Regions from separate parts of the Homo sapiens genome. Here regions 2 and 3 are each linked to region 1. Evidence: chromatin contacts called from ENCODE Hi-C or POLR2A ChIA-PET data. All regions are on one chromosome and are shown on one strand. Each heading gives the region's core, a stretch centred on a gene start or an enhancer-like site at or near the end of the contact. The rest is flanking DNA. Distances are from core to core; before and after follow the strand shown. Region 1 holds the start of CORO1C (coronin 1C). Region 2 overlaps ACACB (acetyl-CoA carboxylase beta). Region 3 holds the start of CMKLR1 (chemerin chemokine-like receptor 1).

Evidence for each region. A loop is a pair of places that touch in the nucleus more often than their neighbours do. ChIA-PET counts read pairs that join two places held with the same protein, here RNA polymerase II (POLR2A). Pooled maps may share reads with other maps.
Region 2: a map of CD8-positive, alpha-beta T cell shows a loop between it and region 1 (2.4-fold over the local background). The contact joins the enhancer-like site here to the promoter of CORO1C in region 1. A Hi-C loop is called at or near these places in 3 of 168 maps with a recorded cell type or tissue (CD8-positive, alpha-beta T cell and naive thymus-derived CD4-positive, alpha-beta T cell), 2 of 37 single-sample maps with no recorded cell type and 9 of 50 pooled maps. POLR2A ChIA-PET finds 5 or more read pairs at or near these places in 3 of 52 experiments (Caco-2, IMR-90 and WTC11).
Region 3: a map of ascending aorta shows a loop between it and region 1 (5-fold over the local background). The contact joins the promoter of CMKLR1 here to the promoter of CORO1C in region 1. A Hi-C loop is called at or near these places in 1 of 168 maps with a recorded cell type or tissue (ascending aorta), 2 of 37 single-sample maps with no recorded cell type and 6 of 50 pooled maps.

Annotation. Positions count from the first base shown.
Region 1 is chr12:108,729,066-108,733,365 of GRCh38, forward strand. It overlaps CORO1C (coronin 1C), which reads right to left and starts at 2,453. Exons shown (of 11, transcript NM_014325.4): 1 at 2,364-2,453. RefSeq lists silencers at 1,732-2,011, 2,202-2,711 and an enhancer at 2,324-3,127.
Region 2 is chr12:109,158,082-109,162,381 of GRCh38, forward strand. The region is part of intron 2 of ACACB (acetyl-CoA carboxylase beta); the gene reads left to right. Among named protein-coding and RNA genes, the nearest start is that of ACACB, 44 kb to the left of the region's middle. Within about 2 kb of position 2,435, at least 6 of the 41 ENCODE cell types and tissues checked have a DNase peak (open chromatin) inside an H3K27ac peak, as active enhancers do.
Region 3 is chr12:108,336,775-108,341,074 of GRCh38, forward strand. CMKLR1 (chemerin chemokine-like receptor 1) reads right to left here and starts at 2,537. Exons shown (of 4, transcript NM_001142343.2): 1 at 2,253-2,537. RefSeq lists an enhancer at 1,970-2,593 and a silencer at 2,701-2,820.

The DNA of each region.
Region 1 (4,300 bases), core at 1,203-3,702:
TTTTGCCATCATAAAGAAGAGACTCGTCGACATACCCACTTATATAACTAAGAATTGATATTCATCCTTTTGAACATTCCATCTCATAGTCGTTAGAGTGACTCTCTTCCTCATGGTTGGAGTGGATCCCAGAAGTGACAGATAAGTTAAACATAAAACTTTTATCAAAAAATCCAACGGTGTTTAAAAAAATGCTATTCACTGACACCGAATCTAATCCTAAACTATATATAAATAAGTATAAATGCTGATTAGCACAATCTGCAGGCAAAGTAACAAAGGATCATGAAAAAGTCAATATTGTGTGCAGTTATGTTTCATCGGTATGTATCTATTAAAATTCATCAGGCTTTAATGTACCTTCCACAAGTAATCAAAATAAATATGGACAAGATAGGTTCTATATTTGTCAAAAATGTGTGCTCCTGACGTTTATACCAAATCTTTGTCCAATCCTCAGTACACACGACTAACCTCCACCACGAAACACTGCACTTCAAGACCTAAGGTACAACACAATTCTCAGTTTTATTTCACTTTTTTCCCTACTTATTTATGCGATTTCTCAGATCCAATGTTTACTATTATGCTTCATAGCCAAACATTATGACTGTGAAACATACCTCCAAACCAAAAATACTAGTTTCCTTAAATCATCTGAAATGTATAGAACCAAGTCCAAAATAGATTTTGCACATTTCTTCAGTTTTACAGGGAATGCAGAAAGTGAATTAATATTAAACAGGTATCTATTTGCCTTCACAACTGAACAGACGGTACAAAGCAACTGCTTATACTTAATCATGTTTCTGTCTATTCCAGCAGGCCCTGGTGTCAGGAGAACGTTCTGCCAGATAAGGACAATGAGATGCATTATTATATAGAGTGACTAAGAGCCCTACAAGTACTGTTTTAGAATGTAATCCCAGGCAGAAAGGCTGCGGTAAGAGGGCCTAATATTTTGTGGTAACTATTTCCAAAAGTAAATATATTCGCCACCCAGGACCAGTTTATTAAACGCGCACTACATTCAATTCTTTTCAAATGTCTTATAGGAGGGAAAAGCCTTTGTATCTTACCATGCCGGGGGAAATGAACAACTTGCAATTTGCTTCGCACTCTGAATCCCACGTTTGCAACATGTAGAGCAAGCACTTTAGACACCACAAAACAAGGGCAGCCTACATTACGGCCAAATATAGGATGTGTTTCTAAATCGTGATGCAGTAAAGCCTACGATTCCTTTTCCAGCGTTCAAAATCCTTTGAACACTCCCAAAAAAGGATGCCAGGGCCAGCGCCTCCCTCCAAGAGGAAGCCCCTTTCTTCTCAGCTCTCACCGCAGCCTGCCACTTCCCCCAACACATTCAAATCATTTGAGAGACGGAGAGCTGGGGAGCGTGCGCCGGTGGGGACAGGCGGGAGAGCTCGGTTTCTGCATTCCCACCCTCCACGTCTGACCTCATCCTCAGTCATTTCGGCGCAGCGGGGCCCCACCTGCACCTCGCTCCTTTTTACTGCGTCCCTCGCCAGCTGCCCCGCTATTAGGGAAACACACCTCTGAATCACCCAGTTCACTCGGACACCCTGGGCCCCCGATCCGACAGCCTTCCTGCTTCGTTCCTCCCCTCCCAACCCCCAGCCAGTCCCAGCCCTCTGCTCCCTTGGCCGGGCTCAGCCTCTTCCCAAGCCGCCCCCACCCACATTACTCCAGCTCCAGCTCTGCCCCGCCCCGCCTGACCCCCAACCGAGATCTGCAGGGCCCAGAGCTGGTCTCGCACCCAAAGCCAGGAAACCCGCAGGCCAGGCGGCCGCCCTCGCCCCTCCCGACGCAGGGCCCAGCTCGCCCCGGCCCCACGTGAGCCCGGCCCCTACCCGCCCCCACCCACTCGTTCCCTGGGGCGGCCCAAACCCAGTCCCCAGGCCTGGAGCCCCCGGGCTCTACGCCTCGCCCGAAGCAGCCCTTCCCTCCCAGCACCTCGCCCAAGCAGGCGATCCCTGACCCCTAAAAGCCTTCCCTGGGCAGCCTCGTCCCACCTCGGCCCGCGGCTCCGCACCCGGCCAGGAGCGTTCCGGACCTCGAAAGCCTCCTCCCCACAGGGACCCTGCTTCACGCTCCCCACGCCACCTGGTTCGGTCCCCAACTCCCTTTCCCCGAGCCCCCGACAGCAGCCCCCGGCCCTAACCCCTTGCAACCCAGCCCGTGAACCCGCGCCCCGCGCGCCCACCCAGCACTGTCCCCTCCACCTAGCCCTGCCCCTCGCCCCGCCGGCTCCTGTCAGGCGGCGCAGGCACATGCTCAGAGGACAGGTCCGCCCGCCCGACTCGCTCTCAGGCTGCCCCCGCCGGGCGCGAGCCGCTCACCCGGGCCGAGGTGCCTGAGGCGCCGCCGCCGAAGTCCCCGCTGCAAAGCCGGGCGAAGCCTCCAACCGCTGCCGCCTCCAGCCTGGCACTGAGCGCCGTGCGGGGGAGGGGCGCGGGCAGCCGCCACCGCCCCCGCCACCGCGCGTAGGCCCCGCCCCCGCGCCGCGCGGGACCCAACCAGGGCTGCCGGGCCGCTGTGCGCCACGCCCACTTCCGGAGGGGAAGCCCGCTTCCCACCCCACGTTCCACGCCTCGCTACGCCCCCTCTGGTCGCACCGAGGGATGCAGGCGGTGCCCAAGCGCACGCCCCGCTCTCCAGTCATCTGAGTGGTAGAGGGCCACGCCCACAGGCGCCTCCGAGCAACGCCCACTGCTCCTTAGACCCCGGAGCGGGGTTCTTAGAGCCCCGCCCACTGACCCGCTAGGCTCTGCAAGGCCACGTCCCCTGGCTCCTCAAAGATTCCCCCAGAGCCCCTCAATACAGGAACATTAGCTCCTCTGAGCCCCGCGCACTGCCTATCCGAGTCCTTAAACCAGCCTCCTGCTTCCCTAAGCCCGGCTCCCCTCCCACTGCTTCAGAACTCGCCCAGCGGCCTCACAAAGCCCCGCCCCGTCTTCCAGAAGCCCCGCCCAAGGACCGCAACCCTATTCCTAGCATCTCAAGCCCCGCCCACTACCCCATCTCAACGTTTAAACCCCAAGCCCCGCCCCGAATTCGCGAATCCACGCCTCTGGCTCCCGAGGCTCCGCCCTGGCTCCGTCACACCCTACCACCACCTCCCTTGAGGACTGCCGACGTTCCAGCCCTCCCTGAACCGTCCATTGTCACATTCCTAGTGCAGAGTGGCCGCCCCTGGGCTGGGCCACACCCACGTAACCCCAAAGAGGGCCCGTGATTGACCCCATTTCGCAGGTGAGGGAATGGAAACTTCAGGGTTCCTCCCTTCCTTTCCCTGGCCAGAGTCCCTTAATAACTCGGCGGCCCAGGCCTGAAAGTCGGAGCACGGGAATTTGAGCCTCAGCTCTGCGGCCGTCAGACTGTGTGACCTGGGACAGTTCTCTTACCTCTTTGGGCCTGAGTCCCCTAATCTTCAGCATGAAGAAGTTGTCCTGTTAATAGCTAAAGTCCCTTTCTGAAACACCAAGCTCTGAAATACCGAGATTTGAGGAAACAGAGCCTGGGGAACCGAACCGACTGTGGGGTAGGGCTATTTACTTCCCAAAGCAAGGCATCTTTGCCATTCACAGGGGGATTTTTTATTTTAAGCGTCAGCCTCAGAAACGTGTGTTATTTAAATCAAGCTTGACCTGAACTAAGACAGCTATCACAGCAAATTATTTATCCTCTCTAAGGGTCAGTTTCTTTATCTGTAAAATGGGGATAACAGCCCCTCCCTCACAGGGTTCCATGAGATCATATTAGCAGCCATGATCGTGGCATTACTTTTTGCCATTAAAAGGAATGGCAAAAACCGCGATTACTTTTGCACCAGGATAATAGTAATATACTTAGAAGAGTTCCTGGCTTGTGATAAACGCTCGACAGTACCTGTTGCTGCTACTGCTGGGACTCAACAAAATGAAAGGATGGGTTTTATTTTGCCTTCAAGCAGCCACTCCTAATAGGAGGAATTCAGCACCCTTCCTGCAGTAAGATTTGCCACTCACTTTATTTAAATGAGATAAACGTGATGAAACGCCTACTGCAGTGCCTGCCATATGGTGAGGCTCAAAAACAATTCACTTGTTTTTGTTTGTTTGAGACACAGTCTTGCTCTGTCGCTCAGGCTGGAGTGCAGTGGGGCAGTCCACGGCTCACTGCAGCATGGACCTCCCGGGCTCAAGTAATCCTCCCACCTCAGCCTCCCACGTAGCTGAGACTACAGGCACGCGCCACCATGCCCAGCTAAATTCTTAACATTTTTCTGTAGAGATGA
Region 2 (4,300 bases), core at 1,185-3,684, 430 kb after region 1:
GGACCCCGACATCAGAATCTTATAAAGTTTTTCATGTCAGGGTTGAAAACTCGTGCCTAGCTTGGGGTCAGCAGACTGCTATTATAAACGGCCAGACAGTAAATATTTTTGGCTTTGTGGCCATGTGGTCTCTGTTGTAACTACTCAACTCTGCTGTTTCCTGCACCAGAAGCCATAGTTATGTAATTGAACAGGCCTGGCTGTGTTTCAATCAGACATTATTTATAGATGGGGAAATTCAAAGTTCATATAATTTTTATGTGTCACAAAACAGGATTCTTTTGATTTTTTTTTTTTTTTCGATGACTTAAAAATGTTGGCTGGGCATGGTGGCTTATGTCTATAGTCCCAGCACTTTAGAAGACCAAGACAGGAGGGTTGCTTGAGGAGTTTGAGACCAGTCTGGGCAACATGATGAAACCCCGTCTCTACAAAAATAAACCAATTAGTTGGGCATGGTGGTGCACACCTGCAGTCCCAGCTACTCAGGAGGCTGAGGTGGGAGGATCACTTGAGCCCAGGAGTTTGAGGCTGCAGTGAACTATTTTTGCACCACTGCACTGTAGTCCTGGCAACAGAGGGAGACCCTGTCTCTATAAAAAACAAATAAGGCTGGGTGCGGTGGCTCACACTTGTGGTCCCAGCACTTTGGGAGGCCAAGGTGGGCAGATCGCCCTGAGGTCAGGAGTTCAAGACCAGCCTGGCCAACATGGTAAAACCCTGTCTCTAATAAAAATACAAAAATTAGCAGAGCGTGGTAGCACACATCTGTAGTCCCAGCTACTCGGGAGGCTGAGGCAGGAGAATCACTTGAACCTGAGAGGTGGAGGTAGCAGTGAGCTGAGATCACACCGCTGCACTCCAGCCTGGGCGACAGAGCAAGACTCCCTTTCGAAACAAACGAAACAAAACAAAAAACAATCTAAAAAGTTAAAACCGCTCTTAGCCTGTGGGAGATACAAAAACAGGTGGCCGAGTGGATTTGACCCATGGGTCCTAGTTTGCCCACTCACCCCTGGCCTAGCCAAGGTAGTCATCCCAGGGGGTACTGATGGGGCAGGTGGCTTGAGAAATTTCCAAGGGTCCATTTCTGGAGAGCGTGGTTTTGTGCTGTTTGAACGATATCAACCTTTACTGGGCTACACAGTGTTCTTTCTTGCTTTCTTGTTTGGAAGTAGTTGTAATTACAGAATTGCCTGGCTCAGAATCAGCTCTTAGCAGTGCGGGTAGCCGTTACCATCTCTATTTTATAGAAGAAAAGAGAGGGAAGAAATTGAAGGTCTGATTAATGCCGGGGCCCTAGCCTAATGGCCCAGCCTGGGCTCCTGTAATGCTATCCTGCAGACGTACATGGTAGCTAAAGTGTTGCAAGCTGTTTACTTTGGCTAGGTCCAGGGATAAACTGTTAATTCCATCATGTGAGGAAACTGAGGCAGGGAGTATTGAAGTAACTTTCCCAGGATTACACAGGTTATAAGCGGTAGATTCTGGCTTCAAAGCCTAGGAGGATGGCCGCAGTCTACCAGAGTTTCTAAACTGCGGCTCTGTTGACACTTGGGGCTGTCCAGTTCTTTGTGGGGCTGTCCTGTGCATTGCAGGGTGTTGAGCAGCATCCCTGGTCTCCACCCACTAGATGCCAGTAGCGCATCCCCCAAGTTGTGACAATCAAAGATGTCTCCAGGTATTGCTCCCCGGGGAGCAAAATTTCCCCCAGTTAAGCACTCAGGGCTGGGCGCGGTGGCTCACCCCTGTAATCCCAGCACTTTGGGAGGCCAAGGTGGGCAGATCACCTGAGGTCAGGAGTTCGAGACCAGCCTGGCCAACATAGTGAAACCCCATTTCTACTAAAAATACAAAAATTAGCCAGGCATGGTGGCAGGCACCTATAGTCCCAGCTACTCGGGAGGCTGAGACAGGAGAATCGCTTGAATCTGGGAGGCAGAGGTTGCAGTGAGCCGAGATGGTGCCACTTCACTCCAGCCTGGGTGACAGAGCTAGACTCTGTCTCAAAAAAAAAAAAAAAACCAACCAACCAAACAAAAAACCTCAGCATTATACATGTTTGTCTCTTATTTGAGAGGAATATAAGAGGCCATATGTGTAATGCATGTTTTAAAAGTCCAGTTAATAGAGGGGCTTCCATTTATCTCAGATTGTCTTTCTGCCTAGAAGTTAGATTCTGAGGTCAGCTAGAGTTGGATTTGAAACGGGGCTCTGCCACTTGCCAGCTGTGAAACTGGAGGTAAATGGTCCTCTCTGAACCTCGGTTTCCTCATCGTGAACCTGGAGATGACAGACTCCTCCATACAGGGCTGTGGAGATTCACTGAGAGGCCCCCTGTGCCCAGTCCATAGTGGGCAGCCGAGAATGTTTATTTCCTCCATTCCTGATACTATTCTGCCTGGTCTTGTGCTCCGGCAGCTGACTGCATTTGGTGTTTGGCTGACACCTCTGCTGTTGATTGTACCTGAAGTCATTTCCAAAGTCACCTTGAAACATTTCAGCTCTCACCCTTGCCGTGCTGTATAAGGACAGGGCTTCTCACTGGACAATGGCACTTAGGATGATCCTCCTTCAGTGGAAGCAAATGCTGGCCGAAGGTCAGCTCTCTAGAGCCAATGTTGGTTGGCTTCCAGCTTTATCAAAAAGAATTAAAATAGCCACTTGCCTGGAGATTGGGCCTGAAACAAGGCCAGTCCGGCAGCTTTGTGTGTTCGCTTGCCTAGCCTGCGGTAATGGGCTTGTGGCCTGCCTGATGGAGGGGCTCTGTCACCAGTTTCGAAATCAACATGGTGGCCAAGAATGGTTTTTTTGCCCCCTAGGCCACAAATGAAGTTTTTCTTTGTTGTGCTTTAGGTCAAATTGCTAGAGTTTTAATGTTTGTGTGTGTAGAAATGGGATGTCTCAGACTTTCTGAAGCTGAACCATCAAGCCAGCCAGTCAGGGAAGGTCGTGGACAGAATGAGGGGTGCGGCTGTGTGTGGGAATGTCGATTAGTACAACCTCTGTGGAAAACAGTTTGGAGAGTTCTCAAGGAACTAAAATAGATCTGCCAGTCTCTCCAGCAATCCCACTACTGGGTATGTACACAAAGGAAAAGAAATCACTCAGTCAGATTCGCTTTTCATTGGGAGGATCTTAACATGATTGGTTGAAAACAATAAATAAAATTAGCAAGGAGTCCAGTTGTGGGGTCTCACGCCTGTAATCCCAGCACTTTGGGAGGCTGAGGCAGGCAGATCACTTGAGGTCAGGAGTTCAAGACCACTCTGGCCAACGTGTAAAACCCCGTCTCTACTAAAAATACAAAATTTAGCCGGACATGGTGGCGGGCACCTGTAACCCTAGTTGCTCGGGAGGCTGAGGGAGGAAAATTGCTTGAACCTGGGAGGTGGAGGTTGCAGAGAGCCGAGATTATGCCACTGCTCTCCAGCCTGGGCGACAGAGTGAGACGCAGTCTCAGAAAAATAAAATAAAATAAAATAAAGAAATAATTATATCAAAAGACACCTGTACTTGTATAGTTATCACAGCACTATTCACAGTAGCAAAGATATGGAATCAACCTAAGTGTCCACCAACAGATGACTAGATACAGAAAATTTGGTGTATATATATATATAATTTTTTATGGCTCAGTAGTATTCTTTTGTGTGTATGTGTGTGTGTGGTGTGTGTGTGTGTGTATACCTACATGTATACATGGGTGTTCCTCTTACAAAATTAATAGCTTTTTTCTTATTGAAAATAACACATCATTGCAGAACATTTTTTAAAATATAGCAAAGAGATAACGGCTCTTAATACTTTAGCATTTTTTTCCCCCAGATCAGGGGTCTGTCTACAAATGATGTCCCTTGGGTTGCATCTACCTTTTTTTGTAAATAAATGAAGTTCTCTTTTTTTTTTTTTTTAGGTAGAGTTTCACTCTGTTGCCCAGGCTGGAGTGCAGTGGTGTGATCTCAGCTCACTGCAACCTCTGCCTCCCGGGTTCAAGTGATTTTTGTGCCTCAGCCTCCCCAGTAGCTGAGACTACAGGCGTGCGCCACCATGCCCAGCTACTTTTTGTGTTTTTTTAGTTGGGATGGGGTTTCATCATGTTGGCCAGGCTGGTCTCAAACTCTTGCCCTCAAGTTATCTGCCCATCTTCGCCTCCCAAAGTGCTGGGATTACAGGCGTGAGCCACCGTGCCCAGCGTAGCATTAACCTTTTAGAAGCTAGAAAGCAGATGAATGAGTGGTCACTGGCTTAAGGCTGAGTCCTAATGGAGCAGTGAGGAAAGTTGGGGACCCCTGGCCAT
Region 3 (4,300 bases), core at 1,287-3,786, 390 kb before region 1:
CTCAGATGAGTGTCACAGGTATAGACAGGCACAGTGGAATAGAAATGATCATCAGAACAATAGCTAATGTTTATAGAGACCTTATTTTACAACAAATCCTCTGCTTACAGCTTTACTTGTATGATCTCATTTACTCTTTAGAATAATCTTATGAGGCAGTTACTGATCATATTCCCATTTTATAGATGAGGAAACTCAGGCACAAAGATGAGGAATAACTGATTCCATGTCACTCAGTTGGCAGGTGGCAGGCCAATTCAAGCCCACCCCCAGAGTGATAATAATATCAAATAATATCATCCTTATTTACAGATGATATTATTGTGGCCAGAGAGTGGGAGTACCTTGCCTAAGACCAAGGTGCCCCTTCTTGCACAATGTTCTACTCCCTTTTGTGGGGAGGTCTAGCATCAGAACTCTCCAGGCTTCTGTTTCCTAATCTGTAAAATGGGCATGTTAATAGTACCTTCATCATGTGGCCATGGTGAGGATTTGATAAAATCATCTCGAGAAAGTGGTTTGCAAACTGAGAGGAGTTATTAGGTAAACATCTAAGAGATGGGACTTCAGTCCAACTTCCCCCACCCCATTTTACAGATGGTGAAACTGACACCTGGTTACTTTATTTATTCCATGAACAATGACCCTAATATATGCTAGTTCTTGTGCAGGGGACTGAGGATGCAGAAAAAAAGTAATATCCCAGATCTGGCCTCTAGGGGCCTCCCGGCTAGAAGGAGAGACAGACAAGATGACTGGTCATTAGAACACGGTGTGGTAGGAGCCGTGATAAGGGAGGGATAGGCCCTGGGAGAGCCTAGCAGACAAGCCCTGACCCAGTGCGGGTAGGGGACTTCTCAGAACAAGTCAAGCCAGAGAAAGGCATGACTTGCCCAAAGTTAAGGTTATCTGTTCCCTGAAGTTTTGGGGGAGTCCAAAGAAGGCCCCTGTGCATCAAGAGATAACTCTCCTGTGGACCTCCCAAGTGTATGACACATCATCATTTGAGTGCCACTGGTTTAGGTTAAAGAAAAGGCCAAGCTGCCTCCTCCTGCACCAGAGGCCTGAATGACCCAGTCACACTCACCTCAGCAGCCAAGGCATTTAGAGGAATCTTACCTTCAAACCAGTTTGGAAGGGGCAGGAGATACAGCAAGAACCACAGAGAAGATTGGTCTTGAGAAGGAGGTAGGGGATGCAAAAGGGAAGTTGAGGGCTTTCCCTAATAGAAAAAGAAAGACTCAGAACCTGGACGTTCAGGCGTGTGACCTCAGACCAGTGATCTGGCATCTCTGAACCGCACAGGTCTGAGTGATTGGGCTTATATCAAGTAGTAGTTCCCTGATGTTGTAATGCTTATAATTTTGCCAAAGCTGGCTTGCCCATTTAAAATGGGCTATTCTGAAGACAGAGGAGGGAGTGGAATATTTTCAACAGAGAGTGCCGGCAAAGGTTTTGTGTCCTTTATATACAAAGAACCCTTAGATATCAATTGGAAAAAGATAAACATGCCCCCAGAGGAGAAAAAAATGGGAACAGACTTGAACAGGAGAGTCAGACTAGAAATGTGAAAAATAAGTTTATAAAAGAGAATCAACACTAACAAAGAAATGAAATGCCTATTGAAGCATCTAGATATTATTCTCGACTTCACATCAGGGAAAGTTTAAGGGATGGGTAGCAACAAGGTGGGTTTAGTATGTGAGAATACTGTGCCCTGGTATAACATCGTAGAGAGGTCAAGCTGCCACGGCCTTCCAGGGTGCAGTGTGACCAAAAGCTCAGAAGTCTTAAAAATAGGCAAACCTTAAATCTAGCAATTTCTAAAAGGTATTCATAAGACACACACACAAAGATGTCATACTAAATATTCATTGCAGCACTGTTCTAATAAAAAAAAAGAAGCAAATCTATTATGGAAAAGTCAAATAATCTTAAGATAGCCTTTCTATGCAGCCATGAAAAATGTATATTGGAAGAATATAGGTGATATGGAAAAAAGTTCACAATCTGTGGTTAAGCAGGTTACCAAACTAGATGTGGAAATCCACATTCATATATTTAGTTGTGTATCCTTGCTATTTCTTTAAACAATGAACATGCATTACTTTTGACATCTGAAAATAATAACAAAACTCTTCCTTTTAACAAATATGAAATTATAAAAAGAAACAAACTTTTCTCTCTGTTAGTATTCATTCCCCTTCCCTGGCCCCCCTCAGAAGACACCCAAGGCAAGTGTGTGATGATACCTTCCCTCTGGTCTCTGCCCGGAAGGTCTTCCTGAGGGTTCCCTGTGACTGCAGGCCACTCGAGGCTGTTGGGGAGACTTGCACACCCTGGCTTCTTTCTGCCAATCACAGGCTCCTCTGGCTGTGGCTGTTTGCCCAGAAAGCAGTTCATTCATTTGTTCATTCAAGATCCCCCTCTGAACCCCCAGAGCGCCGCAGCTGGAACACCCCTATCACCCGGAGGCTTCCCAGGGAGCCTGCTCTGTCCTGAGCTCCCTGCTGGCCGCCGGGGCTGCTTCCCTGAATGGGACTGGGACAGAACTCAGCCAGAGAAACAGCTGGAGGGAGGAGAGCAGGAGGGAGGGGCAGGAAACTGGGCTGACCTAGGGCGGGGGCGGCTAGCTGCGTGGAGAGGGGGCTGCGAGGGGAGGGTGCCCCTACCAGCCGGGGACTGGGCTTGTGGGTGGCGGCGGGGGCCCGCTGGGGACGACCCGCCCCTCTGGCAGCCTCTTGCAGCCGGGGAGCCGTGCCCACTGAGCGCAAACAGGGAGCACATCTGAGCACCCGGCTGCTGGGGGAAGTGCAAGCGCCTCTGCTCCCGGTGAGGGGCTCAAGCTCCACACTGACCGAGAGATTGGCTGCCTCTCACCCTGGGCCTTTGCAACGCTGTTCCTCCCACCTGGATGCTATTCCTGCCCTAATTCGTGGCCCGATGGTCTCCTACTGCCTCTTCAGGTCTCAGGTTGAAGGTCACCTCCCAGGGAAGCCTTCCCCAACCCTCGGGGGCTGCTGTGCCCCTCAGGGTCACCCCATCACCTCACTGATGCAGTGCTGTCCTTGCCTGTTAAGATGTCTCTCTCCTTGCACCGAGAACTCCTTGCACCAGGAACTCTGTAGGGAAAGAACTGTATTCTGTTCCCTGCCCTAACCAGGCGCTAAGTGCCTGGTTCATCGGCTGTGTGGTCACCATCATTAGTGGAATAATCAAAACAACCGACAGCCAGGCAGCGTGCTAGGCGATGCGTACTTACTCTTCACGGCAACCCTAGATAACAGGAATTATTACTACTCCAGTCTTACCAATAAGGAAACTGGGGTACAGAGAGATTAAGTCACTTGCTCAAGACCACACCGCCAGCAGCTGACAGAGCTGGGATTCCAACTATGTTGTCTGGCTCGGAGGCCCACCCTTGGCCTCCAGACTGAAGAAATAACAGAAGTGCCCATGTGGGCCCCTGTGCCAAGTGCTTCCATGGAGTAAGCCGTGTGAACCACCACCCACGTCGGGGGGGCATCACTTGCCCATTCTACACATGAGGATGCTAGGGCCACAGAGCAGAAGTCGTTTTGCCCAGGGCGCCAAGCTCATGCTGACCGAGCCATGGCTGGATCTGAGTCTGTCTGATTCCAAAGCCAAGACTGCCTACGACTGCCTAAAATAATATTTTTAGAAAGAAAAAGAAAAGGGAAGGGCAGGGGAGGGGAAGAGAGGGGAAGGGAGGAGAAGAAAGAAAGGAAGAAAAGGGAGGGCAGGGAGGAAGGTAATGGGGAGGAGGGGAAGGTGAAGGGAGAGGGAGATGGGGAGGGAGGGAGAGAAGGAGAGAAACCTGTGTTTTGGGCCTCAAAGTCTTGGGCAGGTGGAGGACTATGTCCTCATCGTCTGATCAGCCTTAGAACCCCACCGACCTCTCCCCACCATCCTCAATCCTTTAATTCAGTGAGCTTTACACTTAGAAACCATCTAATTTCATTCTTCCATTTCACAGATAACTTGAAGCCCAGAGAGATTGAGTCTCTTGCCTGAGGTCACACAGGTCTCTATAGTCAGAAGTCAGGCCCAGTCTACCCAACTGTCTTCCTTGCTCTCTTCTTCTTTGGGCTTATCTAGGGAACAAAACATCATATCGAAACACTTACTGTACAGATGAGAACACTGAACCCAGAGGAGGCAAGGGACTCACCCAAGGTCACCCAGAAGTTAGTAATTGTATTGGTCCGTTCTCACACTGCTGTGAAGAAATACCCAAGACTGGGTAATTTATAAAGAAAAAAGGTTTAATTGACTCACA